Regions from separate parts of the Mus musculus genome. Here region 2 is linked to region 1. A link is a loop called in an ENCODE intact Hi-C map of the cell type or tissue named here. Cell type or tissue: gastrocnemius. All regions are shown on one strand. Links, peaks and the distances in the headings refer to the core of each region. The heading gives the core; the rest is flanking DNA.

Region 1 (15,320 bases), core at 7,550-10,049:
GCAGCAGAGGCTTGGCACTGTGAGAGGCCATGGAAGGCCATTGGTGAAAGTGCAGCCTCAGTTGCAATTGATGGCCCAGGACTGAAGGGGTCATGCAGTGTTTTGGAGATGCCAGTACCATGAGATGACCACCAAGAGCAGCAGCAGCAGTGGAGTACAGGCATCTGGAGCCAAGAGGATGACGCGAGTGCTACAAAGGGCATGGCTGGAGAAGTGACCCAAGCCCTTGGAGGAGCCCAGAAGATCGTAAGTTAGATCCCAGACATTGGACGGTTGGAGATTGATTTTTGCTTTTGATTGTGACTGTGCCCTGATATTTTCCCTCTTGAAGGAAGAAACTGTTTTAGTGGAGCCCACAGTTAAGAGACTTTTAATTGTAAAAAGACTTTGGATTTTAAAAGAGATGGATATTTTAAAGAGATTGAAATTTTAAGAATATGTAAAGACTGTGGGACTTTTAAAGTTATTTAGATCTTGGGGATGAATAAGAATGTAAGGGTTGAGGCTTACTAGTGATGTGTTTGTGTGTCAAGTTGACAAGGGGTCAGTTGTATTGGCTAGTTTTGTGTCAACTTGACACAGCTGAAGTTATCACAGAGAAAGGAGCTTCAGTTGAGGAAATGCCTCCATGAGATCCAACTGTAAGGCATTTTCTCAATTAGTGATCAAGGGGGAAAGGCCCCTTGTGGGTGGGACCATCTCTGGGCTGGTTGTCTTGGGTTCTATAAGAGAGCAGGCTGGGCAAGCCAGTAAAGAACATCCCTCCATGGCCTCTGCATCAGCTCCTGCTTCCTGACCTGCTTGAGTTCCAGTCCTGACTTCCTTGGTGATGAACAGCAGTATGGAAGTGTAAGCCGAATAAACCCTTTCCTCCCCAACTTGCTTCTTGGTCATGATGTTTGTGCAGGAATAGAAACCCTGACTAAGACACGCAGCATGAGAACTTTGTGCACAGAAAAAAATATTTTAAAACTCCATCTCTGCCTAAAAAAATTTTTTTTTCATTTGAAAAAAACCTGTGGCTTTGCCAGCCCCTGAACTGAATGCCCCATCTTCACACTATTACAAACCTGCCTGTCACTCAGAGAGGCCTGTGGAGTAAAGGTTGTGGTGGGACGTTTTGTAGCACACAATGCCAGGGTGTCCGGCTTCTGCTTGTGAGCAGTGGTGCCAATCAGTCGTGTACTGGGAGAAGGAATCCTGTACAGCTGAAGAGCTGATGTTTGACGAACCACAGGTGAGGGCCAGCTGGCCATGCCCTGGCATGAGTGATAAGGGCTGACCTCTGAGAAGGGGCAGATGACCTACCCCAGCCTCTGGGTTGACAGACTGCAGGGACCCGTGTGCTTATTCATCTTTGATGTACTTTGAAGAGGATTCTCCTTTGTGTGTCTTGATGAGCTAGGCTAGAGGAACTTAGCTTGCATTTTGAAAGTACAGCTTGGGTCTCAAGGGGATGCGCACAACCTGCTAGAACTAACATATATCCAGGAGGGCACCCCAACCCTCACCCCTGCAGCAGACAGAAAAGAGACCAGGGGAAAGAAGTAGATAGTTGCTTCTTAGCATTCAGGCCACCTTTCTAGACGTGAGGAGTTGGGGTTCCTACTGCAAACAGAAGCAAAAGAAAACAAAACAGGAAATAAAACCAAAACATAGAGCTTCAACCAACAGGCAACTTAGTTGAGAAATATCCTTGAACTGGATATGTGTGTTGGGATAGGGGCATATTGGAAGGTAACCTCTCGGAGATGAGCCAGAGTGACTGTGGAGTGGCACTTAAGGGTGTGTACTAGCTATTCTTCCTGTTGTTGTAATGATGCTCTGACAAAAGTCATTTGAGGAAGAAAGGGTTGATTTTGGCTCACAGACTGTGGATAGCATCCATCATGGGGGGAGAGGGGTGATCACTGCACCAGGAGCATGAATAAATAAATACCAAAGAAGAAGAATTAATAAATCAAAGGATATGGGCATCTCTCAATCTTTATAATTCTGAATCTTGGTTTTTCTGTTGCCTTCCAATACAACATTATCCCAACACACACATCTAGCTAAAGGATATTTCTCAAGCAAGTCACTTGCTGGCTGAGGCTCTGTATCTTAGTTTTCTCTCCCGATTTTGTGATAAAGTACCCTGACAAAAGCGACTTAAGTGAGAAGGGGTTTATTTGGCTCATGAGTCTGTGGTACAGCCCTTTACGGCAGAAAAGTAATCCATCAGGACGGTGAAGCAGCAGGTCGCAGCCAGTCAAAAGCAGAGAACAGTGGATGAATGCTAGTGTGCAGCTCACTTTCTTCATTCTTATGCAATCCCAGATCTCCTGCTTAGGGAATGGTGCCACCCCCCAGTAGCGTGGATCTTCCCATCCCAATTAATATAATCAAGATAATTCACCACAGACCAGCTCCTCACAGGCCGACCAGATCTAGACAATCCTTCACGGACACTGTCTTCCCAGGTGACTAAAGATTATATGAAGCTGACAAAGCTGAGTACCATATGCCGAGATACACATTTCCCCCAGCCTATTGTGAAGGTGCAGATGATTTGGGGGCCTCATTTCTTTCACGGCTATGGAGAAATGAGGACTAAATCCAAGGAGAAAAAAAAAAAAAAAAAACAAACCTTAAAATTTCAGCCAGGAATGACACATTAATAGTTCTGCTCAGGTTTCGTTGCCAAAGAAAATCACATCTCCAAGATTCTTCCCAATGGGGTGGGGTACAGACTTCACTCACAGAAGGTTCTAGATCCACAGGAGATGGCAATAACAAGAACCTGTCCCTTGGTATCCACAGGGAAATGGCTACTTACTATGAGGGTACTGTGACCCACAGATGTTCATATGAGATCCTGTAGCATTTACGTATAAGTGGCATTGCCTCCTGCCTTGTTTTAACCATTTCTAGGTTATGTATGATACCTAATGAGGTGCAAATGCTTTAAGGATAATGGGAATAAGATTGAAAAGAACATGGCTGCGCATGTCAAGAGCAAGTGCAATTCCCCTTTCAAAACAATTGCAAAACACAATTAGTTGAAGCTTCAAATAAAGGATCCAAGGATGGGGGAGCTAAATATATGGGCTTTAGATGAGAAAATACAGTGGTTTGAATAGCAATGTATTTATAAGCTCATGTATTTGAATGCTTAGTCATCAGGGAGTGAAACTTTGAGCAGGATTAGAAGGATTAGGAGGCGTGGCCTTGTTAGAGGACTATGTCACTGGAGGTGAGCTTTCAAATTTCAAAAGCCCCACACCAAACCCCAGTGTCTGTCTGTCTCTCTCTCTCTCTCTCTCTCTCTCCTTTCCCTCTCCCCCCCACTTCCTCCTTCCCCCCCTCCCCCTACCTCTCCTTCTCTCTCCCTCCCTTTCCCTGATGCCCATGGATGAGGATGTAAAGCTCCCAGCTATTACTCCAGTGCCATGCCTATCTGCTGTCTGCCATATTGATCATGGGTAAACTCTTTGAAACTGCAATCAAGCCCTCAATTAAATGCTTCCTTTTATAAGAGTTGCCTTGATCACCGCATCTCTTCACAGCAATAGAACAGTAACAAAGACAGGAAGAAAAGATAACAACAGAGATTAGTAGTGAGAGCAACCTGTAAGCAGCCATGCTTAGAGTCTAGAACTGGAAGCCCTTCCACCCAGGCTTTAGTCCCCTAACCCTATCTATTACTCCAATAGGATTGACTATTTCCCTTCGGATTGAAGATCTGATCTCACATCTGTTGCCTTTATCTGGGCTTCTACTCTATATTCTAGGGTCCTCTTGGAACTATTTGAATTCTACCTGTAAACAGGACCTCTGTGCCTTCCTGCAAAACCAGAACAACTTGTGCCCACAAAGCATGGGTTCATGTCCACTTCAACCTCAGAGTCTTTTCTGGATCCTAATGTGGATGTGGTTGACTTTTGTACCCAAGACCTTCGGAGAGATAAAAGTCTCCTACCATGATCCTCAACTTGCCAGCCTCTATTACCTCATCATTACGCTACTACAAGATACCAGCACAGCACCTAGCTAAAGGTAAAAGAAGGAAAGATGCCCTGCTAGTCAAGCCATGCCCCAGTCACTCTTTGAAAGTGGGTGTGCTGGAGAGTTGCTGCCATCCAACACTAGAGACTGACAAAGGACAGAGCACACTCTAGCCCCATCCTTGCGCTTGTCCATTATCTGTGGACTGTTGGGGAAAGTCTACATTTGTTAGCTGCGAACAGGGAGATCCATGCAAACAAACTTTCTGGGTTTACTTGGTCCTGGCAGCCAAAGGTACCCAGAGAAAAGAAATGAACATGTAGACCTGTCTTCCTTAGGGTTTCCATTGCTGTGAAGAGACACCATGACTCTTAGAAAGGACTACATTTAATTGGGGCTGGCTTAAACTTTCAAAGGTTCAGTCCATTATCATCATGGCAGGAAGCATGACAGCATGCAAGCACACATGGTGCTGGAGAAGCTGAGAACTCTACATCTTGATCCAAGGCCAGCCAGGAAAGACTGGCATCCTCAGGCAGCTAGGAGGAAGCTCTCCATCAGTGGAGCCTGAGCATAAGGGGAGACTTCCATAGCCCACCCCCACAGTGACACACTTCCTCCAACAAGGCCACACCTCCTGGCAGTACCATCCTCTATGGGTCAAGCATATTCAAGTCATCCTAAGACCAATACAGACTACGTTGTGAGAGCACACACCTGTGATCACAGCACCTGGGAGGCTGAAGGATCACAACAAGCTCAAGGTCAATCGGTTGAATCCATAACATCACAACCAAAAACAAAACTTTGAAACAAACAGAAGAATGAATTCTTTGCTTTGCCCCCAAAACAGCAGCAACAACAACAACAACCCTCCAAGGTCTTCTTTGACTACATAATAAATTCTGGACCAGCCTGGGGTATCAAAAAATAATACAATCAAACTCAACAACAAAAACCCCTTTATACATAGCATAACTTAAAACAAGAAAAGAAATCTAGCAACCCAGAATGTGAGAAAACAGGCAAGAAGCAGCTGCCCCTCGCAATGGCTGTCTGCTAGTATTGTGGAGACTTTGATTCTGATTTTGTCCATAAACTTCATGAGGTTTAAATATTCATTTACATAAACTGATTCAGTTTGTCTTCTGGCATCAGTAGGCATTCCCCATAAGCTGGCCTTTAATGACCAGCTCATTTTCTTGTCACAGAAAGGATCAGAAATGCTCTGTAATTTCTTTAGCCAATGCCTTATGACTGAATAGGTGGTTTTCATTTTTAGAGTGATCATCAATACAGCATAACGTTTTTTTCTGTATTTGTATTGTTGTATAAACACAAGCCTGTGGCTATCTGACTCAGTGCAGTGTGAGTAAAGCAGTATATTTGGTGTTTACAGTATGCCTAAGAGAATGCCAACTGTTTTCTAGAGCATTTGGAATCTGTGGGAAGAGCCACCTCTCAAGAGAGCGTGACACAATGTAACCTACATTGGATCATGTTATAACAATAAAACTTGGGAGACTTACAACTTAGACGGAAAAACCATCTTCTCCCCAAGGCTCAATGGTTAAGAGTATTTGCTGCCCAAGCATAAGTTTGAATCCCCAGCACCCATTAAAAAGCCAAACAGGTATGCATATGCTCACTTGTAAGCCAAGTGCTGTATGGGGTGGAGATAAGAGGGTACCTGGGGCTCCCTAGCTACCAGCCTAGCTTCAGATTTAGTGAGAGACCTGAACTGTTTTGTACACTAAGCAGACATGCTCTTGTTTGCAGTTAATGTAGCCCCTTGAAACATCCAGGGAACATCTATCATCCCAGGCTGGTCTGTGTGCAGTCATTCAACTGAGGAGCTTAAGCCAATACTTGGCAGTTGCCAGGGTTCCTCCTACAGGTGGGAAGGCAGAGCAGGGCAGCAGCTTCTGTTAATCACCCCTGCCCTCGCTTTTTGGTCTAGCCTGGCCTCATGGCATATTTCCTGGGAATTGAGCCTCTTTTCCTTTTTGATTGGTGTGAGCAGCCTTTGCAAATTGCAGTTTTCCTGATTGCTTAACCCATCCTGGGCTATTGCAGGCTCTTCGTTGTCTCCCAGGGAAACACTTATCTCCCAGTATTTCCTGCACTTTCCTAGTAGCTAACTCAGGAATTCAAAGATTTGAGAAAAATGTTTTCCCCAACAGCTGTGTATTTGAGACATGACTGAGTTCTGTTTTGGTGGTGGTGCTGGTTTTTTCTTTTTTACTAAAACCAGATGAAAATCAGCTCTGTGCAATGAAATCACCTTCCTCTGCCTCCCTTTGGGTTGCTTGATAAAAATGCAGGGTATCTGAGGGTATCTAGTAAATCTCGATTTCAGACAACAGCAAATAACTTTTTTGCAATCTGAGTAAGTGTCAAACATGCAATTCCTCTTCCTCTCCTGAGTGAAGAGTCTTTGCCTCTGGTTAGAACCACCCATCTCAGAGACCACGCCCACTCAGGGCTTCAGGGCTGATGTAGATTAGATAGATCAGAATCAGCTGGACACAACAGCTTGGCAGATGTTTCCCTCTAAAGACAGGATAATTCTATGTCAGAAACCAAAACACCAGTGGGCTTAGTTTAAAGGGGTGAGTGCCTGAGCACACTAACCAAAACTGGCCTGTGTTATTTGACTGCCATCTCTTTCCATGCCTAGATTGCTTGGGTGATGTGTCAGATTGGTTGGGTGGTGTGAAACTTTGACATGAGTGACTCCATTTTGGTCTTTGGAGGCCTGCAGTAGGAGTTCTGTCTGAAGCAATGGCCTCACACAAGTCTGATTTAGTGGCTCCGTGATAGCTGCTTGGGAGCTCATGGAGAGAAGATGGTAAAGGTGATCCTCACTTGGTGGTGGACAGGGTGTCCTCTTCAGTGTTGGGGCAGGAGGACGAAGAGAATGATTCTCTCTTCCCCAGGTTTGCTTCTCAAAAATTCACAGGCACTGATATCAGGCAGAAGGAGCATGGAGAATGGGGGCTGCTGGCAAGGCCAGAAGCAGCAGGAAACTGAACACAGCCAGCTGTGCAGCCCGAGACGTGTTCTCAGAAACCTTAGGTTGGTGGGAGCCAGGATTCTTAACACAGAAAAACAGACCTTAAAGTGTGAAGTAAAGTCATTTATTATGAAAAGTGAGTTTGGTTGTTTTGTTGTGCTTTGTTTTGAGACAGGGTTTCTCTGTATAGCCCTCAATTTCCCAATTTCCTGGGAAGAAAATTGTTTTAATATGGATTTAAGAACAGGCTGTGGGCTGATGAAGAATTAAGGGAAGGACAGCTGTGTACCTCAAAGGATGGAATGGAGTGTGGGCTCTCTCTCTCTCTCTCCCCACGTGTATGTGTGTGTGCACATGTGTGTGTTGGGGGGAGGAGCTTCATAAATCCTAGCAGATAGACAGACTGACAAAGAGATAGAATTTCTTCCAGTGTGCTTTGATCATATCTATCCTCTATCCCCAACTCCTCAAAGAGAACGTGGGTACCAGTATTCAAGAGCTCCACGGGAGCGCCACGAGGCAGGAAGGTGATGCACCAGGCACAGTGGGTCTTCTGAAAGTCGGTACAACATTCCTCCCAACTCCACTGTTTTCAGATGAACATACTGCCAAAAGGCTCCCAGCCTGAACAACTAATGTGAAGAGTTGGGTACATAGCACTTCCTGCTTCCCCACAACACCCAAGCAGGTGCAGAGAGGAGATGACGTCACAGAGACAAGAAAGGTCATGCAGGCAAGCACTAGGTTTTTTGTATCTATAGGTGACAAAAAATATGTACACACATCCCTCCTCCCCTCTCTCTCTGTCTCTGACACACACACACACACACACACACACACACATGCACACCCCTGGGTCATGCAACTTTCAAAGCCTATTTCCATTGTGGTTCAGTGATCTGAATTTACTTGAGGATAGATCTTTTGTCTATTTTTATACATAATTATATAACAGAATCATTTAGCTCCTTGGGAAAGAAGATCTGGGAATTGCTTTTTACCTGAGAGACAAAACAAAAACAAGACAAAATGTCTAAATGTTATAAAAATTTATCCAGAAATATCATGCTTGTATTCGGTATAGTTTTCTCAGTAGAGTATACTCCCCCAACCCTTACCTAAATCTGTGTTCATTGCACATTCCATATAAAAATGCTGTGAGTGGTAATTCCATCTACATGTGGCTATCGGGGCTGCCTTTTAGCTGTGTGAAGTTCTATCAGCCCTATCAGAATGCAGAACAGGGAGTAACTAGAGCCGGGACCTGAGGGAGAGGGATACGGGAGCTGTTTCAGAGCAGGCTTGGCAGGCCTGAGCAGCGTGCACAGTGGCTGGCTGCCCATCCGATATATATATCGGTGACTGTGAATTCAGGGAAGAGTGTCCCCAGTCCCCAGATGTCAGAGATGGCGATGAGGAGGTGAGAGGTCAGAACACAGGCATGCTCCTGGGAGCATACGTCTGAGATGGCCATCTGCGTGGCTTTGAGCACGTGCAGAATGGCTGTAGTTTTGTTCTCCCACTGGGATGCAGGAAGAGAACGCATCCTCTGGACCAGCTCAGCATCTTACAGGAATACTTTTCTCATTATCTAGAGGGTAAAATGTATGACTCCGGTTCTGTTCCGCTGTGACTGAATGTCCTTAACAGAAGGATCTTAAAAGCAACAGGCCAGCTCTCCGCCAGCCAGGAGCACCCAACTAGTAGAGATTTTACCAGAAATTATGAATGCAGACCACTGATTGTGCCCCTGGTGGTTCCAGCCAGAAACAATTACCCACTTGGCTCATTAAGACTACTAACAAATGGCCAATTGTCTCCACAATCAGCCATGAGCAGGGACGGTTGCTTGTGACTATGAACCGGGGACTTTGAAGACAGACTGGCAATGGTAGAAAAGAAATTCAAATTCAGATGCAGAGGGATGGGCTGTCTTTTCATTTGGGGTTCTCTTTCTTTAGGAAAGGAAGAGGGAGCTGTGAGGGGGTATTTAAAGAGACGGCTGCCCAAGTGAACCTGTGCTATGCCCAAGTGAGCCTACCCAGCTCTCTCAAGTCCTGCCATTCCCGATGAGAGAAAAAGCCCCGAGTTATGAAGATGTGTGATTGGTTTAGACAAAAGCCACTTTCTTATGTAGCCTGGAGGAGGGGAAGTCTATGTTCCTGACCCTTCTGGAAATTTCCTGAGGCCTGCTGTAAGAGTAACTGAGCCCTGGGGCCAGCACCCAGTCTTGCTGCACATGTGTGAATGCAAGGCAGTAAAAGGGTTGAGGTGTGTGATTTCTTAGTCTGGGATTTGACTGCAATCTTACCCGTTGTTAGTTTATAAGCAACAAAAATATGTTTCCCACACTTCTGAGGGCTGGGAGGTCCAAAGATCTGTGTCCGGTGAGGGCTTGCTCTCTCTGCTCCAAAATTCCAAAATGGCATCGTCCATGTATTCTCACATAACAGAAGGAACAGACAGGGGTTCTATCACAACTTTTAGTAGGTCTTGGCTCCCTCATCACCTGACCACCTCAGAGAGGTCTTGTTTATACTCAAGTAGGCTGGACAGCCATGGGGAAAGAGAAGCCGTGAGGCAACTATGTTACATGGAGCCACCCCAAACTAGCTAGAACCAACATGGGTGACCCCGATGACCCCTGACCTCTGACCCCTGACCCTGCTTTGCTTCATTACAAAGGTGCGTTAGCATTTATCTGCCTGACACTATGACACAGCCAGAAAACCTCATATAAGAAACAGAAAATGCGGAGTGACCCTATTCTAGAAAATCAGAACCCATTCCTGGAATTCTCTGTCCCTTTTCCCAATCCTTGAACTTTGAACTTTGCTCTTTGGACCAACTACCACAAATCTGGCAGCTGGGACTCTTCTTCGAGAACACTGTATCAACCCCGACATGTGCACAGCTGTCCTCTGAAGTACTTGCCTCGGTGGTAGCACCAGCATTAACCCTGTTATCAACGCCGTCTATTAAACTGGGTGCTGAGGCCCACAGGTAACTGCAGCACTTTCAGGGGAGAGGCAGGAAAATCAGAAGTTTGCAGTCATCACTGATGGCCTCCAGTTCGAGGCCAAGCTGAGCTGCTTGGGAGCCAGTCTCAAAACAACAGCAAAACAACCACAGCTTAAAACCATCTTCTCACAACAAACTCCAACTGTGCTTCACTGGGGCTTGTCCTAAGATTATCTGTGGTAGTTTCTAGAAAGAGCTCGGGTAGCATCAAGCTCTGTCTCCTGCTTCTGATGATGATAGAGGGATTGGATTTTATCAGGAATTCCAGAAACACAAACATTCAACCATGGCCCTTTCCTCCTACTCTTCATGTGAAAAGCCTGGCTGTTGGCCCAGACACCTCCCTCTTGCTTCCTGTGATGGTGTTGAGCTTCATTTGGCTCCTGGTTCCCCTGATTTCCTAAGGTCATGGCTGTATCAGCCTATTTCCCATGGTGACACCCAAGAGCCTATGTAGCTTTTGTGCAGACAGGGTGTGCCCACTGTCAAGGGCAACAGGTGGAGGCTGGCCCGTTTGCTTTTGCAGAGATACACATGACAGCAGGCATGGGAAATGAGAGCAGTGATAACAAAACCAAAAGTGAAGGGAGAAATAAGATTGAGAGAGAGAGAGAGAGAATATATCCTGGTTTAGAAGTTGGGAGTACCCCCTTGCTCACACTGACCCTTCAGACACTCTCATCTCCCATCCTCAGATCTGATTGACTTAGCCTAATACCTAAGGATTGATGACAACTGAAATATTGATCATGCCCCAAGTATTTACACCGTACAAAGCAGGGACTTGAGTACCCTGGCTACAGACGTTCACAACAGTAGTCATCTAGACAAGCCAGTCCTTTCAAGTGTCTACACTAAATCTCATAAATGTAAGCATGGAACCTGAACCTGGGTGTACTGGTCTCCCGGGGAAACAGATGAGGGTATCACCCTTGTTGGATCTCCTGGAGCTGGTGTGAGATGGACAACATGGATGTTGGGACTCGAACTTGGCTCATCTGGTCTAGAAGAAAAGGAAGCATTCTTAGCTACTGAGCCATCTTTCCAGTCCCCACGCTGTTTTTATAATCAGAAAACACTGATCAACATGGATGGTGAAGAACGATTTAATTTTTATGTGTCTGTAGTAAAAAACTGTTCTGAAGGCAATGTTTGCCACTTGTTGTAGTTTGAAGTCTAGCTCTCTCCGTTGTTGCTTGAAGGGGAGACTTCCTCACCATCTTGGATTATCAAGAGACAACTTCCTTTTATCAGAGGATTTCCCTAAACTCTGGGAAGGACAATGGTCCAGTGTTAGGGTTTTTACATTCTGGAAAAAAAAGCATGGCGGCAGACCCCACGGGTACAGAGAGGGAAGGTGTGCGTTGTGTTGTCAATCGGAGACTCTGGGTTTTTAGGGTGTTGACCCTATGTGCTTGAACTGGTGAGTTTGGGGTGGGGACCAAGTGTGCTTGGGCTGGTGAGCTTTGTAGGTGCGTTGCCCAAAACAGCACCTGCTCTGACTTCAGGGCTGATGCTCAGGGTTAGTTCCTGTGGGATGCTGCCTGGGAAAACAGTGGGGATCACAAGGCTGAGCAGCCTTTCAGCTGTTTTCCCAGTGAGAGAAGAGCAGTGTCAGAGATATGCTTTGATGTGGTAGAATGAGTGTGTGCCTGTTAGCACCTTTTCCAGGGCCGTGTGTGTGTGTGTGTGTGTGTGTGTGTGTGTGTGTGTGTGTTTCTAATGGAGCAAGTACTTTGAATCCCAAGGCCATACATGCGAGAAACCTTAAAGTCCTTACAGTCTCTGCTCTTTTATTAGCATCCTGACCACACTCTTAAAAACCAGTCTCAACACTTCTTCTTAAGGCTTTCTTGTGAATTTCTTTTAGGTTTTACAGAAATAAGAGCTTCATTTTGCATTTACATGTAGTAGTTGGCCAGTCCTTACAGTCTCTGCCTCTTTTATTAGCATCCTGACCACACTCTTGAAAATCAGTCTCAACACTTCTTAAGGCTTTCTTGTGAATTTCTTTTAGGTTTTACAGAAATAAGAGCTTCATTTTGCATTTACATGTAGTAGTTGGCCAAACTATTTAATGAGCACATGAACATTGTCAGGACTAAAATGTAGTGGCATGTGTCAAACCCTAGCTAGCCATCAGTCAGTCAATCTAGAAAGTTCCGAAGGAGGCCATCTCACTCTCATGGTGGATAACAAAGTCTTATGCAAGGGCCACTGTGACCTTACACAGAAACACTTCTGCATGGACATCTAACCAACAACTGCCTGTTAACCTTAGACCAATGCCAGCTTTTCACCCAAACTTGTAGCTAAGAATTATATTCAAACAATCCGTGTGATCCTTCTTGTGCTGCCTTGAGAAAACGTCCTCTTTGAATGTGCTCACAATATGCTCCAACACGTGTAATCTCGTTGCAAACATGTTCTCTCCCCTCGTTGTTGTGTGTGTGTGTTTGTGTGTGTGTTTGTGTGTGTGTGTCTGTCTGTCTCCTATTCAGTTTTACCACAACAACCAAGGCGGCTAACATATGTAAGCAGTCTGGGAATCAACTGGGTCTCGGAAGATTTATTAGAAAGCCAGCCTCACACCTCTAGTTATGAGTCACACTGAGTGTTCAGGAAACCTGGAAGGTGCTGGCTCATCCAGCAAAGACGGTCATAGGAAGAGAGTCCCACTAAACACTCCTTGTCAGTGTTCAGGGGACAAACCAACTTCTCCAGTGCTGACCAGCTGTGAGCAGGTGGGGCTCACGAGACCCTGAGTCCGTGTCCCTGTCCCAGTGCTTCACTGGCCCTGTGCTTCACCTGCTGAAGGAGAACCCTGACCTCGTTCCCCAAGGTCTTCATTGCTGGGGATTGCCCATCAGTGTCTCCTGGGACTGTTCCTGCTTCTCGTTCTGTGCTTCCTCAGCACACCCAGCATGCCCTGGTCTAAAACAAACAAACAAACAAACACCCACCCACCAGATTTTTCTATTTAGTTTGGTGGCCGCCAAATGCTAGCTTCTCTTAGTATCTTGCCCTATTTTGGCATCATTTTAAATGACCTTTGCTCCAGTTTTTCACTCTCCGTTACCTTTTACCCTGCATCAGAACCACTGTTGTTATCAAATACTTTTCTGAAAGTTGTAGCCAATCCAACCAGGTGTAACTCTAGAAGGGAAGTAGACATAAGTGACCAAGCTTATGCAAATTAGCAAGACTGGCAGAATCGTGGTAAATGAAAACAACAACATATATTTGAATATATGTGTGCACGTTTAAATGTTAGGTTAAAACACATATTTTTCCTATGAGGCAAAATGATCACCTAAAATATTATGTTGAGAGCAATAAACCTGGGGCTGGGGAGATGGCTCAGCAGTTAAGAGCAACAACACTATACCTGCAGTAGGTATAGCTGAACTCAAATATGTCTCATAAGAGCAGAACTCTTCACTGAGGGACGGAAGAAGGTTTGGATTTTACGATAATGAATGCTATGACTTTTAGTGGCACTACACCCACTCTTTCCACAGAGGCCTTTTCTGGAGCGCTGAAGCCCCAGAAACTTTAAAACTTTAAAAAATCATCTGAAAACGACAATGGAAGAGGCTGACTCCAAAGCATCCACCCCCAACAGTACATGCAAGACAGGGATGGGTTCTGTGGGCATTTGCTCAGTGGCAGGTGGATGGAAAAGGAGCAGACAGTTCCAGACAGAAGCAAGTATGTGGACAGTGGAGGATGTAGTTAAAGACAGATCCGAGGACCAGTCAAAAGGCCAACGAACGGATGTCACACAGCTCTAAGCTCCCATTCCGTCTTCCCGTCAGGCCTCTCCAAGGTCACTCATTCTCTCTTTCTCTAGCAGTGCAGCGATCAGCACCTTGGACTTCACCTCCTCCACCACACAGTTTCAACCCAAACCCCACCAGCTAGCAGGCAGGTGACCCTGGATGGGCTGCTCAGTGCTACTGTTTCCACGTTTCTATGTTGATGAAATAAAATATATATAACTTCTAACTCACCTTGCTAGGTCCAAATTTAACAACTGCAAGAGAATTTAAAAGGCTGACATCTGTAAAGCATTTAAGTCACTACCTGAACCCAGGAAGAACCATGCAAATATTAGAAATTAGCTGGGCAGTACACACGCTTTTAATCCCAGCACTCAGGAGGCAGAGGCAGGTGGATCTCTGTTTAAGGCCAGCCTGGTTTACAAAGCAAGTCCCAGGGCAACCAGGATTACACAGAGGAAACCCTGTCTCTAAAACAAACAACAACAAAAATGAACAATTTTACCTCCTGCCATTTCTTTTTACAGAGTCTTATATAGCCCATGTTGGCCTCAGATTCCCTTACGTAGCAGAAAAAGAAGATAAACCCCTGATAATTCTGAAGTGGAAATTTACAGGTTCTTTTGAAAGTCAGTTGTGTTGGATGGTGGTTTGCTGGGGCAAACACGTGAAGAAGTGTTTTCCTGAAGTGGACATGGGTGAAGGAAGCGTTTGGCTGAAGCAGACACAGGTGAAAAAAATGTTCTGCTAAAGCAAACTGAAAGAACATGTGAGAAAGGATTCACTCGTTTATTTACTTACTTACTTACTTACTTACTTACTTAGGTGGCTGTAGAAATGGCGTAACCATTAAAAACACTGGCTGCTCCTCCAGACAACCTGTGTTTCAATACCGGTGCCTACACAGCAGCTTCCAACCATCTGTAACTATAGTTTCAGAGGATATGCTCTTGGTTTCCATAGGTACTGCAACATGGTGCATATACATGCACACATGCACAAAACACTAGTACATCCTAAAAGAAAAGTAAGTATCTTTAAAGATTTATTTTTTTTTATGTGTGTGGGTCCTGTGTGTCTGCTATGTGTAGATGTTATGCCCCCAAAACACCAGAAAAGGTGTTGGATCTCTTGGAGCTTGAGTTAGAGGTGTTGGTTGTGAGCTGCTTGATGTGGATGTTGGGGACAAACTCTGGTCCTCTGGATGAGCAGAAAATAGTCCTAACCACTGAGCTTCCTATCAGTCCAGCCTAGCAGTAGACTGTCTTAATGCTAAAGGTAGGTGGTACAAATGGGAAATAACAGTGTATAAGACTCTGGTGGTTTAAAGAAACAGGGCACAGGAACACAAAAGCCCTCCCCCAAAACAGTGTGGACTTTCTGAGGATTTTCTGCACATTCCTGAATTTCCCCACGGCCACTTTGGCTGCTCTTTTTCAGACTCTGTGGCCAAATCCTCCCAGTGTTATCTTCCCAGTGGCCTGTCTCCCACCCCTTCCTTTCACTCTGGACTC
Region 2 (15,320 bases), core at 4,761-7,260, 66 kb after region 1:
ACAGAAGCGACATGGTACAACTGCATGTGATGGACACCAGTGTCAGTGGGATGAGGGACCTCAGATCTCCATGGACCACTGTTTGGGAAGAATGAATTTGGAGGAGCCAGAGCAGTGGTTCTCAATCGTCCAGTGCTGTGACCCTTTAATACAGTTCCTCATGTTGTGATGACCCCTAACCCTAAAATTATTTCATTGCTCTTTCATAACTTTAATTTTGTTGATGCTATGAATCACAATGTAAATATCTGACATGTAGGATATATGACCTTTGTGAAAATGTCATTTGACCCCCCAAAAAAGGGTCACAACCCACAGGTTTAGAACTGCTGAGCCAGAGAGTCTGGAGCTGAGGTTCCTTAGGGGACACAGTCACTGATGCCTTCAATGGCAGAGCTTTGAATGCCACCAAATGCAGGAAGTGCCTGAGACAAGGAATTGGAATCAGAGACACACCCCAAGAGATTCCCTGGCTAGAGGAGAGAGGCCAAGCAGACTCTTGGATGGATTGGGTTGGGGGTGTGCTGTAGCTCCTTCCCTGAGATGGTGTCCTGAATTCCCAACAATGCTTGACCAATTGTGATGTCCACAGTAGAGAATTAAGAAATTCACAATAAACTCAGCCCAGACCTGAAAGGTGACAATGTGCACCGTGAAGAATGTATACCTTTTGATATGAGTTTTGACTCCTACAATCTCCATTTCCTTGAGATTATTGGGATACAGTTTCTGTACACTGTGCTCAGAGTGATTTAACTTTCAGTGTGAGGCATGGCTGGCTGGCTGTGATGGAGCTTCAGCAGAGGACAGTCAAAACAGGTTTGTCTGGTCATAAATACTTTAGTTGCTAGGCTCAGCAGATGCCGGTAGACACTTGCCCTAATGAGAGAGTATCGATTAAATTCTAGTTTGGAATCAGGACCCATAATTGCTGGGTTGAAGACTTGAGGGATCATGTTCTGTAATGAAGGCAAACTCCTTGGGAAGCTTCCATTTGACACCAACCCTCAGGGGTCAGTGGTTGTTATGGAAGTAGGTAGAACTAGAATTGGGCACAGATCTCCATGGTGGAGTAGAGACAAAGGGCTTTACAACTACTCCTTGAGCTGGTACATTCTAACTTCATCTTAAAATGCCCACCCCTTTCTTCTGATACCATCTTAGGATTGTGAGCCCTTCTACCCTTCAAATTGTTTCTGAACTGCATCACAGAAGGCAAACTGACAGGTGTTGCTGTCACACTTGTGCTGTGGGTTTTTATGTTTCCTGTACCATCATAAAGCAAGACCACTGTCAGTACACTATAGTGAGCCAGCTTTTGAGAACCGTCTTCTTGGTTCTCTCAAAGGATTTAAATTTAGGACACCCCAAGACTAAAGATTAAGTCATGTGTCTAGTGGAAGATATTCTGTCTTCTGTCTAAACAAACTGTGAAGCTGGAGACACAGTGTTGCTCTGGGCTCCATCATGGGACTGCTCAGGGTTGGGGGTGTCTCCATTAGTAGAATACTGTCACACAGGCAGTTAGATAGACCAAACTAGGCATTCCTGAGTGTGGCCAGGTGTTACCTACCACTAGTCTTTTAGGATTCCAGAACATTTGTCTCCAACACACACTTTGCTCCCTTCAGAGCAGTAGCTACAGACAGTAATGACCAGGCTTGCTCCACTCCAGACCAGTGAGTCTGTCTGAGGGATGGTGAAAAGTGTCACCTTTGTTTCTGTGACCACACATGACTAAACTGAGACGATAGGTTTTCAGTGATGGAGGCCACAAGTTATGGCAAACTCATGGGTGGGATTCAGGGGCAGCCATATCCCAGGCAGGGACCATGTTCAAGCGAGCAAATTAATCATGCTGGAAATGGGTTGTTACAAGAGCAGGATGGGGAACCTGAATATTTTATGTAGAAGAAAATAGCAGCCAATACAAGCATTCAGAGAGGTGCTAAGTGGGCTTCTCAGAGGGCATCCACATGCTGTAAAACCCTAGAGAACTCAGCACATAGGGCTGGGCAACAGAGTCCCTGGCTTCTTCCCAGCCCCTACAGAGGCCCTTGAGGATGCCACAGAAAGGAAAGGTCCATCCACAATCCAGGGTCTTTAGAATCATTTCACTATGGTCAAGAGATAGGCAAGCAGGATGGGGTGGTGGCATCCTGACTGTGATCACTGAGCCTAGAATGCTGCTGCCATTTGCAGGCTCCCAGGTGACTGAAAGTTTACAGCTCTCATTAAAAAGCTATGGAGTGCTTCAAGGCAGGGACAGGACTCAACCCAGTGTGGGCTAGCGTCCCAGGCTGCTGTTCCACAACACACATGTGGATGAGAGGCCAGCAAAGCAGCGATGTTTGGGGGAATCCACCAATCAACCCCCTCAAGGACTCTTGCACTACAATGAGCCACAAATCCTGGGGAGTCCCCCCAAAAGACACTAACCTCTGAGTTTAAGGAATACCTGAGGACTCCCATCTGTGGAGTCAGTACCATTCTCTTCTTTACTGAGACCCCAGCTTGCCCTTGGCTCCCACCCTATCACCATGCAGCCGGGACATATCTAGACCACCGTATCTGTTTTCTCTGCTGAAACCTTGCTACATTAGAGGACATGTCCACCCCTACCCCCATCTGTCTGATTATACACACATCTCCTACCTCCAAGATATCCCAGGATATCTTCCGAAAGACCTCTCAGGATCCTCTCTTCATAACACTATTGAGATCTGGACTAACTGGTTCATACACAAACTTGTGTTGAGATTAGCTTCTCAATGGAACCTTTCTTCTCCCTCATGAACAGATCTATGCCTTTCTAGAGATACGGATGCACCTTGAAGAGCGAGTGAATCTCCTAAGGCAAGATAAGTGACCCCTAGGGTCTGATATAGAACAAATTTATCTCTGATGTTTTAGCCTCTTCCACACATGTTCACTCACTGCCCTCATATGGGGGTCTCACCATGGGAACCCCTGCACGCTTCAGAGCCCAAATAATCACAGAGGATGGGATAATCCCCACACAGTGGGCACATATCCCACACAGGCTACACTTACGGCCAAGGCCAGAATGGAGTTTGTTATAGTGGTCACAGGAAGTACATGCACCTCACGAAGGAAGCTTTCAGTGGCCATCAGCATCCCCCACACTCTTTCATCTCAGTGCACTGAAGCTATAATTACCTACCTGCCAAGGAAGCCTGAGATGTAAACACACTTGCCATTTGTGTGGTACAGACCTTCGAGAGGCAGACCGAACCTTTAATAACAAAAGATGAAACCTTCCTGGAAGCATCTCTAAGCCCAGAGAACATTCTATGAAAAGTAAGATTAAGTTCAAGCAGGTGCTTGAACAAGACCTCTGAGGAGGAACTAAACACTGGAATTTGCGTGTAAACCCAAACTCCTCAGTGGCCACTGCTAGTGCCGAACAATAGTGGATGGCGTGAGTGTATGATACAGCCATGCCATTTACTGTGTCAGTGAATTAACTCTGACATCTCAGGGAAAGAACACAAAGGAAGGTTCCACCCAACCCATATTGCAGCCCATGACTCTCCAGCAGCTCCCAGTTCTAGAAGAGGCGACTGGGACTCCCTGCTGCCTCTTTCTTGTTCTTAGGTTACTAAAGTGTCCTCCAGAGGAAACCAAAGCACAGAGGAGGGAAATCTGATTCTCACTCACAAAACATCAACAAGAGACAACGAGCTGATGTCTAGATCCATGGGGGAAGCCCATGAATGTGCTGTGGGCTCTGAAAGGCTCTGTCTGGGTACAGACAGGCTTGGAAGGTACCACGAGAGGCTCCAAAGTAGGAGGATCAACCAACCAACCAACCAACCAACCAGCTTCCACCTCTCTCTAGGCTTGAATTACTGTGAGGCAGTGGAAGTCACAGCTACTAAGGGATGCACTGGAAATCTAACTCATTTTCACTATTATATGTGCAGCCATAAGAATACTAGGTGCCATGGCTGTTTTCTTCCAATGCCAGGTAGTAGCCAAGGCTGATGTCATATTCGCTTCCTGGAAATGGATGTCCATGCATCTTACACTTCCCCTCTAGTGTACAGCCATTTTCTCCCAGGTGAAACAGTCCTTTCTGGAGACTCAGGAAGGAAATAAAACTTATGAAATGTAGGAAGCTAATGAAGTATACAAGATGCCCAAAGTCCCTCGGAGGTTATACGACTGTAGTAATTACTGGGGAAAGGAGTCTCTCTGGCCATCCGAGTTCCCTGCAGGTTCAGCAGGGAACTCCAGGGATGCATCTTTTTAGTCATCAGCTGTGCTGGGTAGATTATTCAATGATGCACCTGCCCTTGAGTCACCCATAGTCCTTGATGTAACTATGATAAACCCGCCGGTCCAACAAACTCAGGCTCAGGTGGAATGTCTTCTCTGATTTGCCAATGCCCTATCAAGAGGGAATAGAAGTTTGTTCATGTCTCCCCAGGAGAAGTTCGTGCCTAAGCTGGAGCATCACCTCCCTTTCATACTGCATGCTGTGTATTCTAAGCCCAGCAACTGAAGGAAGAGCGGTCATACATCACACTGCATGCCACACTTCTGCTTTGTTTCTCAGTGTGTCCACAGAGCATCCTCAGCCTCACCAGGCACTCAGACTTGCAGACCTGTAGACCCTACCTAGACCTAATAAATGAGACCCAGTGTTTTAGTGTGATCCCTGGGGAATCCTCACTGCAGCTTGAAGAACAAAGACTTACAAAGTCCGCAATGCTAAGAGCAGTAGATTGGTGTCTAACTTTAGTGTTATTGATCAGAATTCTTCCGGAAAACTAGACAGGTGAGAGCTAAGACTTTAAGATCAAGACATAAAGGCCCAAGTGCACAATGGAGAAGAATTACTCAGAAGCTCCCAGGTCAGAGCTGCTTTCTTAGACTGTGTGTCCCTGTTAGAAATATTCAAGCCCTTTCATGTGACAATGAGCCTGAAATTAGGGTCAGGACCCAGAGCTGACTGTAAGATAGAATGGGATGGAATAGTAAGATCAAAGAACTATTCTGTAACTGACACCTTTCACATTCCTAGGAGTGTAAAATCCTGTGCTCAGAAGGATGAAACAGAAGCTGGAAGACAGTGATGTAGCTCGGTTGGTAAAGTGTTTACCTATCATACACAAGGTTCTAGGTTCAACTCCCGGCACCACACACACTGGGCATTGTTTGTCATTTCAAATCATGACTCCTTAGGGTGCCATCTTTTGGTTTTATCTACAATTCCAAAGTCGGAATCTACAGCAAGCATCTTTGCAGATAACCTCTGGTTTCTGAAGATAGCTCCAATCACATCCACATTCTTTGTCTAATTTTAAAGTGAGCATCTTTTAGAGATGCTTCCATTTTTAAGTGGCAAACCTATACAAAGTTAAATGACTTCTGTTCAACTCAATGGTTAGTGAAAATGTCCTGGCCAACAAAGGAGACAACTTGAGGTTTGTAAAATTGGGTTTTTGTTGCCAAGTGACAAAAGTGTCACAAACTTATTCTGAGTCCCTTCCCAGCCAGGTCTGGCTTGCTCTGGGAGACGGATGGCTTGCTTTTCTATATTGAAGCACATGTTAGTATACAGTAGTTTGCAAGCTCAAGACCAGAGTTTCAGAGAGGACAGCCTAGTGAGACTCTTAAAATAAAATAAAAAGAGAAAGGAAAAAAGAAGAAAAGAAAGAAGACAACAGCATAGTCTAAGGGCTCAGCATTTATCTGACAAGAGTGATACCTAGAGTTCAATCCCTAGGACTGGAAAGAAAAGTCAGAGACTCAGATTCACTGTAGAGTGATTATAATAGGAAAAGGCCATGAGCTGGACCAATGACTGGTCTGCAGTCAACCGGCTGTGTCTGTGTAATAAAGTGACATATGGGTACATGGAAAGGCCACCACATGAGGACCAGTGCCAAGCTGTCACAAGTATAAGAGGCTGTAGAGAGTAACAAGCCTAATTGTTTGTCTGACCCCACCTGGCCCCTGCTCTCCCTCCTTGAGTTAATTTCGTGTCAGGATCCTGTCCACACTGTGATCTGACTTTACAATCAACCTTCATTTTTTTTTATGGGGAGTAGACAGACTTTCTATTGCTTCTAAAAAAATAATAAGTCAGTCATCATTTAATAAATTATTAGTCCTAAATATCAGTCAGGGATGCATTGCATTCCATGGTTAGTAAGGAATAAATCATATTCAATCCCCTGTTCAGGGGCTTCCCTTCTAGGAGGGAGGGGCAGGCAGAGTGAGTATCCTCAGAATTTCTTTTTTCTGTTCACTGAAGCCTGTGACACTGCCGGCTCACACAGCAAAGGAACTCAAGAGCCATGAGACACATCATAGTTTACCTGGTGGCTCAGTGAAGTTACCAAGGCCTTTATGAGGAGAGACAGGGGGACACGGTGCCCAGAGAGGCAAGGCAACTGTGTTTGAGGACCAGGTCATACACTGCTGAAGGCTGGCAAAGAGGAGAGAAGATTCTTGTATGGCCTCCAGAAGGAAATGACCGGAACTCCAAAGCCAGGAGGTAGCCAGTGCGCATTGTTCCAAGCCTCCAGGGCTTTGTGCAACTGCTCACAGCAGCAGCTGGAAACTGACATCTTGGAGAGAGAAAGCAATGGAACCGGGGCTGGCTGAACTGTGATTATGAGTCCAGTAGAGCAGTGTCCCTGGTGAAGAGGGCAGGGGAGAGAGGGCAGGCCACATTCTAAACTAGGAGGCTGGGAAAGGCAAGGGAGGTTGGGGCGAGGATCCAGGAGGGACCAGCTGAGCAGTCACCTGTAGCAGAGACTGGGAAATGGAGAAGCTAGAGGAAAGATAAAGAGTGAGGGTCTTCTGGGCTTGGCTGATGTGACTTCAGGACACTGGGGTGGGGTGGGGGATGGGGGGATGGCTGTCCTCATTTCAGGGTGTTGAGAAGCCTCTTGGCTTCTGCCCGATAGGTGCACAGAGCTCCCCTTAGCTGTGATAACCAAATAACGGCTCAGAATGTTGCCATTGTTCATGGGGGACAAAATACACTTGCAAGTAAGAGCTATTGGGTTAGATAGTACAGAGTATAATGGTGAGGCCCTCAGGGCGCTGTCCCAAGAAGCCAAGGCCGGTGACTTTCCAGGAAGGAGAGGCCTTGGCATTGGCGTCCAGGGAACAACTGCAAGGGAGCACACTAGAAAATCAGCCCAGCCAAACTAGGAATTGTGCGAGCACTTCAGAATCTCAGGTGTAAGCTGTGTACACTGGATTTGAGGGACACCAGCCTGGAATCCCTGTGCTATGCTGACTTTCTCAGTTGCAAGGTGGTAGGCACTCCTCCCATCTGAGCCTATTCATGGAAGCCCAGCGCCTGTGTAGGAGAGGGGCCGGTGGAAGGGGTTCATTCTCAGCTTAGTAGAAAGACTAGCAGCCTGGCCCCCAGACCCTCTCTTGTTATCCTGGATTGGACATGTCTCATGGGCCTTCACGTGTTGAGGTCGTACCTTTCCACTGGATTGGTCTGAATTGTGTCACATGACACTTCCTAGGCAAATCACAGATTCATCCAAATCTCCCCTAAAACTGGAAGAGGATCGCCTTCCTTGAGCACATGGTACATTGGCAGAGGGAGGGTGTGCTCCAAGCAAAGTCCATGTTTCCTAACACATTGGTGACCAGGTGCTGATGTGTGTGTGTGTGTGTGTGTGTGTTGGGGGCACAGGGAGTGTGATCTCAGTCTCCTTCTGAGTTAGGCCAGAGCTGGCATAGACTATTAATATTCACCCATCTCAGGGTCTCCAGCCAGCCAAAATATCCAATATTGTTGGGAAGCACTTGGGGCTGCAACTCCATGGGGGTGGAGAGGGAGAGGGAGAAGGAGAGGGAGAGGGAGAGGGAGAGGGAGAGGGAGAGGGAGAGGGAGAGGGAGAGGGAGAGGGAGAGGGAGAGGGAGAGGGAGAGGGAGAGAGAGAGAGAGAGAGAGAGAGAGAGAGAGAGAGAGAAAGGGGCTTTCCTGAAAGGCTGCAGTGTCAGCCACCCAGTTACTCAAGACTCTTCGGTTCCACACCTGAGGTTACGGCAGGAGGGTGGAGACTGGGAAAGGCATCAAACTTAGATTAGATTAGATTTCTTAAAGAAGAGGCCAAGTGACAGACTACAAACCTCTTCACAGCAGGACTATAGGCAAGGGACAAAGCATGCGCCAGAGAAGCTCAAGATCTCCAAATCCAGAGCCCAGACATAGGCATATGTGCATAGTCAGCCCATGCAGGCTCTCTGCCCCCCTCAGCAGAACTTCCAGCCTTCCCAGCTCTCTAGCCCACTCCCACTCCCAAGAGTGTCTTTTTTTCCTCAATGAGCATCTCTATGTCTACCATTACTCGTATGTCCCTGGTCCAATTGTTCACTCGGGGACACAGAGAATCTGGAAATCTCAGCAGGCGTCCTCTGTACTCCAATCCACACCTGTAACAACAAGGTAAGGTTGTAGCTGAAGGGGCCGTACCTCCAAAGGATGCCTGGAACACTTAACAGTGGATGGGTGGGTGCGGAGTACGGAGTGGGGGTGGAGAGCAGTAGGACTTGGAGCCAGCAGTTGTGGCTGCTGTGCTGATCCTGAATTCCAGGAGTGCTGTCCATATTGGGTGGAGGGGGGCTCAGAGCAGGACAGGGGAGATGGAAGAGGATTGCAGGTTAGCACAGAGACATCTGAGACCTCCCTGATGCTGGGCTGGAGTTCTTCCCATAAAGCATTGTGCTTTTGGGGAACAAAGCACCCCTGGCTTATGCTGAGACAGGTGGCTTACAACCATGAATTTGACTCATCTAACAACTGGATCTGTTTGGTACAATGAAGGATGTCTCACACTGGACTCGGGTGTCTTGTTTGATAGTTCAGGCCTGACTCACCAGCTAGAGTGGCAGTAGTCTGAGGTCAAGAATGGGGTCAGAGAAGCCATCCTGGCACCCCTGCCCAGCAGGGTGTCCCCGAAACAGCAGGTGTCACAGTGTTTGTGAACATTATTTTTAGCAGCAATTTTTAAAATGTAATGGATGCATCATCCCAGCACAGTTCAAAATGACACAGCAAAGCAAACTGTCATTTTGTTAACAATGGATGCAAACCTGTATTTATGAAAGAGGCTGTTACAACCATCATGACCGTGGTGACTTCTAAATTATACATGGATATGGTTTGAGTTTGCGTGAGACGCCGGCAGTTGAAATTAATTGCATGTGAAGTTAGCGTTTAAGGAAATGAAAATAGTCCTGGGGAGCCACAGAAAGAATGGAGATTATACAAATGACAGACAGAGAGAGGCTCACTTCCCAATAGTCTCCCTATGGAAACTCTAGCTATAGGATGGCTCCCAAAGACTCACAAGGAGAGATGGTTCCATGTGAGTAGTCCCCTGCCTCATCCTTTCACCGAGTCACCAGTTTTCCTTCCTTTTTTTAAGATTTATTTTTACTTTTAAACTTTATATGTGTGCCATGCTTGCGTATGCCCAGCATACTCAGAAAAGGGTACTGGATCTCCTGGAGTTGGAGCTGCAGGTTGTGAGCGGCCTGGTGTGGGTGTTGAGAGGTGAGCTTGGGTACTTTGCAAGAGCAGAGTGCGCTCATTCACTGAGTGGTCTCTCTGACCTTCACTTGTCAGTTTTCTGATCAGTGAACATGAGACAAAACATTGAGGCTATCCTGAGAAAGAGGAGATTCTGCAGAGGAGGGTCAGTCAGTACAGGGGAATTTTGCACCCCTGTAGTTGCCTTGTGGAAGGGAAGCAAGGCCATAGCATTTTCTCAGTGGATAAATTAAATAACTGAAATAACCCCGGGCTGGTCAGGAAGGGATCAGAAGTTCTGAGGGGGTCACCACACATCCCCAAGACCTGACCCATTAGTTACCAGGCCTGGTGACCACTGGCAGTGTCTAAGCTTCCTGGATGAATCAGGGGAGAGTCCTTGACACAAGTTTTGAGTGTTCTGAGTGGAACACTCAAACTTGCTCCAGGATAGGCCCTGACACAAGGACTGTCTTCCTCTGACGTGGCATGTGTCCGTTACGAAGAAAAAGCAGACACTACATCTGGGGCCCAGCTTATGGCCAGCATCCTGGAGAGGACTAAAGGTGGTCCTCCCGGTCCCCGGGTATCACTACCCTTTATCCCTGCTTCTCTTTGGGAACCTCAGCTTTCTTGTACTACAGACCCTTCCTGGTGTAAGAGCAGCCGGTGTGTGGAGCCCAGGATGCTGCCGGGTAGAAGGGACCCAGAGTTTGAGCTGGGCCCACCCTTCCTAGAGACTGATCTCAAAGCGTATAACCTGAACTTCTCCATGCTTCAGTTTCTCAACTTGTGGGTGCAGGTTCAGTTAGCTAGGACACCCAGCTAGCACAGTCAACATTTCTTCAGGGTAGCAACGACCCTCCTGATGTTCAGACAAACCCCACTATGCTGAAGGCTGCCATGATGGCCTTAACTCTAATGGAAAATTACAAATGTTCTTGCCCTTCCTAACTCTACCCTGTGCTATAGCCCAGCTGGAAGCTTCCCTTGCTTTAGGTCGTTCTTTGGTACCATATTCTCATGGGGTGCAGCTTTTGCCCAGAACCATTGGGAGAAAGCTGTGCTGAACACACAGCGCATTCGTTCTTGCTTCTAAAGTTGTAGGAACAGCTTGTGGTTTCCTCTGAGACCTGCAGCTTACAAGGTCCTCTTATACACCGAGAAGCTCCCGCTCTTGAGTTCAGAGCTGGCGAGGGACAAATACACAAAGATCCCCAGCCATCTGTGACCATTGGAAACTGAGAGAGAAGTAGACACCCAGGAACCAGGCAAACCAGGGAAGAAACTCCCCCGCGGGTACAGATTCATGGCTTGCTCTCTCCCTGGCAGGTGGGAGCTGAGTCACGGGCAGGAGAGTGATGCCAGGATGCAGGCACACACAGGTTGTTCTACAGGCTGCAGGGAGGCGGTGAGATCCAAGGACATGGAGATCTGGCTTTGCTCTCTTCTTACCTGGTCACATACGAAGCCGGCATCTTCTGCTCTTGGACACTATGTCGTCCTTCTCTGTTACCAGATGGTGACACAGAGGCACTCTGTGATGTTGCTAACAGGATTGTTCAAAACCTCAAGCCCATGGCTGGGTGTGGTGGTGCATACCTTTATTAGCATAACATTCTGCAGGCACAGGCAGGTGAATTCTATAATGTGAGTTCAAAGCCAACCTGGGCTATGTAGAGAGGTACATAAAAAAAAAAAAAGAAAAGAAAAGAAAAAGAAAAAAAGGAAGGAAGGAAGGAAGGAAGGAAAAATGAAAAAGAAAAAAAGAAAGCTTAGGCCCTGGAGCATAGAGACAAGATGTCCATGGTCTAGCAAACAGGCCCTCCTTAGAAGTGAGAACTGTAGCTTTTGCAGAAAAGCTCAGGTGGGGAGACTCAGCAGGGCCCCTGGACCCAAATCATTGACTCAGCTGTCTAGGGTCAGGGACAGAACATTTGTGGTTTCCTTTCTGGAAAACACAGGGTGGACAATTTTCCAGCTAAATGTCACAGGCGACGGGGACTCCTTAAGAATCCATTCCGGCAAGGTTAAGGTTGCAGAAATGTAAGTGAAGGGTTTCGCTCTTCGCTTATTTTGACTTCCTTATTTTTAGTCTTATAGGGACAAAACAACCCCTAAGTCCGTTCTCAGCTATTTTGAGGGTTCTGTCACTTAAAGCAGCATTTTCGGGTTTCGGGTATAAGCCAGTTTTGAATAATTAGCTTCTGGAGTGATACAGTTGATAAAACCATATCCTGACCAATTTTTTTCATTTTCTAAAATGTTTTTTTAAATTAGATATTTTCTTTATATACATTTCAAATGCTATCCCAAAAGTTCCCTATACCCTCCCCCCACCCTGCTTCCTTACCCACCCACTCCCACTTCTTGGCCCTGGCATTCCCCTGTACTGGGGCATATAAAGGTTGCAATACCAAGGGGCCTCTCTTCCCAGTGATGACCGTCTAGGCCATCTTCTGCTACATTTGCAGCTAGAGACACGAGCTCCGGGGGTACTGGTTAGTTCGTATTGTTGTTCCACCTATAGGGTTGCAGATCCCTTCAGCTCCTTGGGTACTTTCTCTAGCTTCTCCATTGGGGGCCCTGTGTTCCATCCAATAGCTGACTGTGAGCATCCACTTCTGTATTTTCCAGGCACTGGCATAGCCTCATACGAGACAGCAATATCAGGGTCCCTTCAGCAAAATCTTGCTGGCATATGCAATAGTGTCTGGGTTTGGTGGCTTGTTATGGGATGGATCCCTGGGTGGTGTAGTCTCTGAATAGTCCATCCTTTTGTCTTAGCTCCAAACTTTGTCTCTGTAACTCTTTTCATGGGTATTTTGTTCCCTATTCTAAGGAGGAATGAAGTATCCACCCATTGGTCTTCCCTCTTTTTGATTTCCTGACCATCTCTTAAAACGAGAGACAGAACCATATTCATCATTGTGTCCGTGTCACATGCTACAACCCTAACCATTTCTGTGAGGTTTTCTCAAGGCAGTAACTTGGAAGAATGATATTGATATTTTGTCTACTTTCATTTTAACTCTCACCCATTTAATGGAAAACAAAACATTTATGATCTAGATGCCCGTTTTAACACACTTATCACTAAAATGAATTAATGTGAGTGAAGTCATCTGACTAACATCTAGGGAATACTTACTATGTGCTCAACCTCAGGCTAAACATCAGCAATCAGTAAATCTACCCATTGCCAGAAGGGACTCACAACCCAGCAGTGTTGGGTATGCTCAAAGAAAGGAACTAGAGAGCCACCCACTGTAGCCATTCCCAGCTCTGAGTGACAAGGCTCTGGGACGGCTGGAGATGCTTGACTTCATTCCATGCTCTGTCTGGGGCCAGCAGCCTGGCTATTGGTTGCTCAAGGATGCCAAGAGGGATGGAGCAGACAGACTAATTAGCAACAGGCTAATAGAAAGGCCAGCAATCTGATGAGTTATTCACACTCTACACATGGCAGTTCTCGCGATTAGTAACTAAAAGCCCAGGGGCTGGCGAGAGGGCTCAGTGGGTGTGAGTTCTTGGTGCACAAGCATGCACACCTGAGTTCAAATCCACACAATTCAGGCAAGAAGCCGGGGATGGCTGAATGTGCCTGAAATTCATGGGAATAAGATGAAGCGTGACAGAACAGGACATCTGACATCTTCTTCTGGGCACACGTGTGTGTACCTACCCATGCACAGGTGCACATAACATACACACATACACATACTCTGAAAACAACAAAGGGGCTGGTGAGATGGCTCAGTGGGTAAGAGCACCCGACTGCTCTTCCGAAGGTCCGGAGTTCAAATCCCAGCAACCACATGGTGGCTCACAACCATCCGTAACGAGATCTGACGCCCTCTTCTGGAGTGTCTGAAGACAGCTACAGTGTACTTACATATAATAAATAAATTTTAAAAAAAAAAAAAAAAAAAAAAAGAAAACAACAAAGGACTCCTCCAAAACAAAAACAGAACCCCAAAGCTACTGAGCACTTGCTCAGGACAAGTAGCCTGAGCACTCTATCTGTATGAACAGCTTATCTTCCCGACAACTCTTGAAGCTTCCATTATCTTGTTTTACATACAAAGAAACTGAGGCTTCCCGGTCAGTGAGATTCAAGAAAATCTTGGGTCCTCAGGAACTTTAGTATCACACAGCTTAAGCTGGTGTTGAACCTGACCTGCAGCAGATGACCTTGAACTCTCGATCCTCCTACTTCAAACCCCCAAGTTTGATGGCAAGTATGACCACACCTGATCTACACAGTGCTGGGAATCAAACCCAGGCCTTCATGTATGCTATCCAAGCACCCAGCTGACTACATCCCCAACCTTAGAACCAGACCTGTTCTCATTCCAGACTTAAAGCTATGAAGGCCTCCTCATGCCTCCTCCGTAACTATTAAGTTGTAGCTGAATGCCTACAAAGGGCTCTTATATGCTCCTCATTGCACCTTCCAAAGCTTTCATTGATTCCCACCCCAACACTTGTTCTTCAAAAAGCGAGCCAATTCTCAGCGACATAGAGCATGGCGTATATCTGTCTGCCTGCAGTATCCACTGGAAAGGAATCAAATCCCAGAGCTCTTCACTGGGTTCAAACGAGAGGGACAGGGGCAACAACCCTGACACTGGGCAGCTTTGTTTACTGTACCGTTCCAGCAGTATGAGGCTCCAGAGTAGTGGACAGGTAGGAGTCTCAAAGTGTTTAACAATTCTGGATCATTCAAATAACCAATAGTGCTGTAGATAGGCAAGGGCAAGACATGGAAGGAGGGAGATGACACAATAGACAGGCATGAGTGGCTGAGCCTCTGCATCCACCATTCAGGGTGGACCCAGACTTCAGCAAAGCCCACACCAGACAAGTGAGGCTCTGGAACTCACTAGAACTCAGATAACACCTTACGGTCCACTCCCTGGTTCCATAGAGGCTTGGAAAATGAACCAAGAAACCTGAAAGAAAAAAACAAATCAACAGAAAACGCCTCCAACTGTTTGATTGTAGAAATAGTTTATTTCTGTTCACAGCATCATATATGCATTATAAAAGGGGAGGGGGGAATGGAAACAGAGAAGAGAAGACAGAATTACAGGGAAACCAAAACCGGAAGCCAGGGGTTCCAACACCGCCACAGAGTATGTGAAGAAATAAGCTCTCAATCCAAACTGGCCTCCCTGTGTCTATCAGAAACCATTCATTCCAAACCTTGCTCAGGGAGGCCGAATTCCTCTACGGGAACCCAAAGGGCAGAAGTGTCACTAGGAACTCCCCCATGGCACCACCACAGTGATGTTTACTGGGCTATGTGTTGTCACAGATGAAATGGGTATTTCATTAGGTCAAACGTTACAGAAATCAACCGAGACTCTTTTTAACTATTTGCTGATACACCACAGGGCTTGACTTTACTGCACAACTACTAACAGTCAACTGCACCCTTAAGTATTGATCATGGTTTGGGGGGGGGGCATCACAAACCCATCCCAAGCCATTGTTCAAGCAGGCCAGGATCGGACACTGACCTGGAACACAGGCATTGTGAGCACAGGAAAGCTACATTATTTGGCATATGCAATGTCACAAAATAAATATATTATTCTCTCCATATCGTGGAACTACCAAAATGTCAAAGTGCTTAAGAAATTGTGAAGAAAATAAAAAGGTGGATTTTTTTTTAATAATTCTATACAGAATCTTCAGACCATGGGACCAGCCACGGAGAAGCCAATAATCCACAGTTGCTGTGTAAACAGATCCTGCAGGCTGCTAACCACTGCTT

Evidence for each region. A loop is a pair of places that touch in the nucleus more often than their neighbours do. Peaks named below come from ENCODE experiments on the same cell type or tissue, not always from the same donor. Only the 100,000 strongest peaks of a DNase experiment are listed, where the experiment ranks them.
Region 2: a loop joins it to region 1, with 1.9 times the contacts of the local background. A loop is called at or near these places in 2 of 42 quality-filtered maps.

What each region holds. Positions count from the first base shown.
Region 1 is chr1:88,614,932-88,630,251 of GRCm38, forward strand. No RefSeq gene overlaps it. Among named protein-coding and RNA genes, the nearest start is that of Gm41912, 53 kb to the left of the region's middle. In gastrocnemius, for the core only: no CTCF peak of the experiment used is centred there; DNase peaks (open chromatin) are centred at 8,795 and 9,640.
Region 2 is chr1:88,683,691-88,699,010 of GRCm38, forward strand. Arl4c (ADP-ribosylation factor-like 4C) reads right to left here. Exons shown (of 1, transcript NM_177305.4): 1 at 14,535-15,320. Among named protein-coding and RNA genes, the nearest start is that of Arl4c, 11 kb to the right of the region's middle. In gastrocnemius, for the core only: no CTCF peak of the experiment used is centred there; a DNase peak (open chromatin) is centred at 5,911.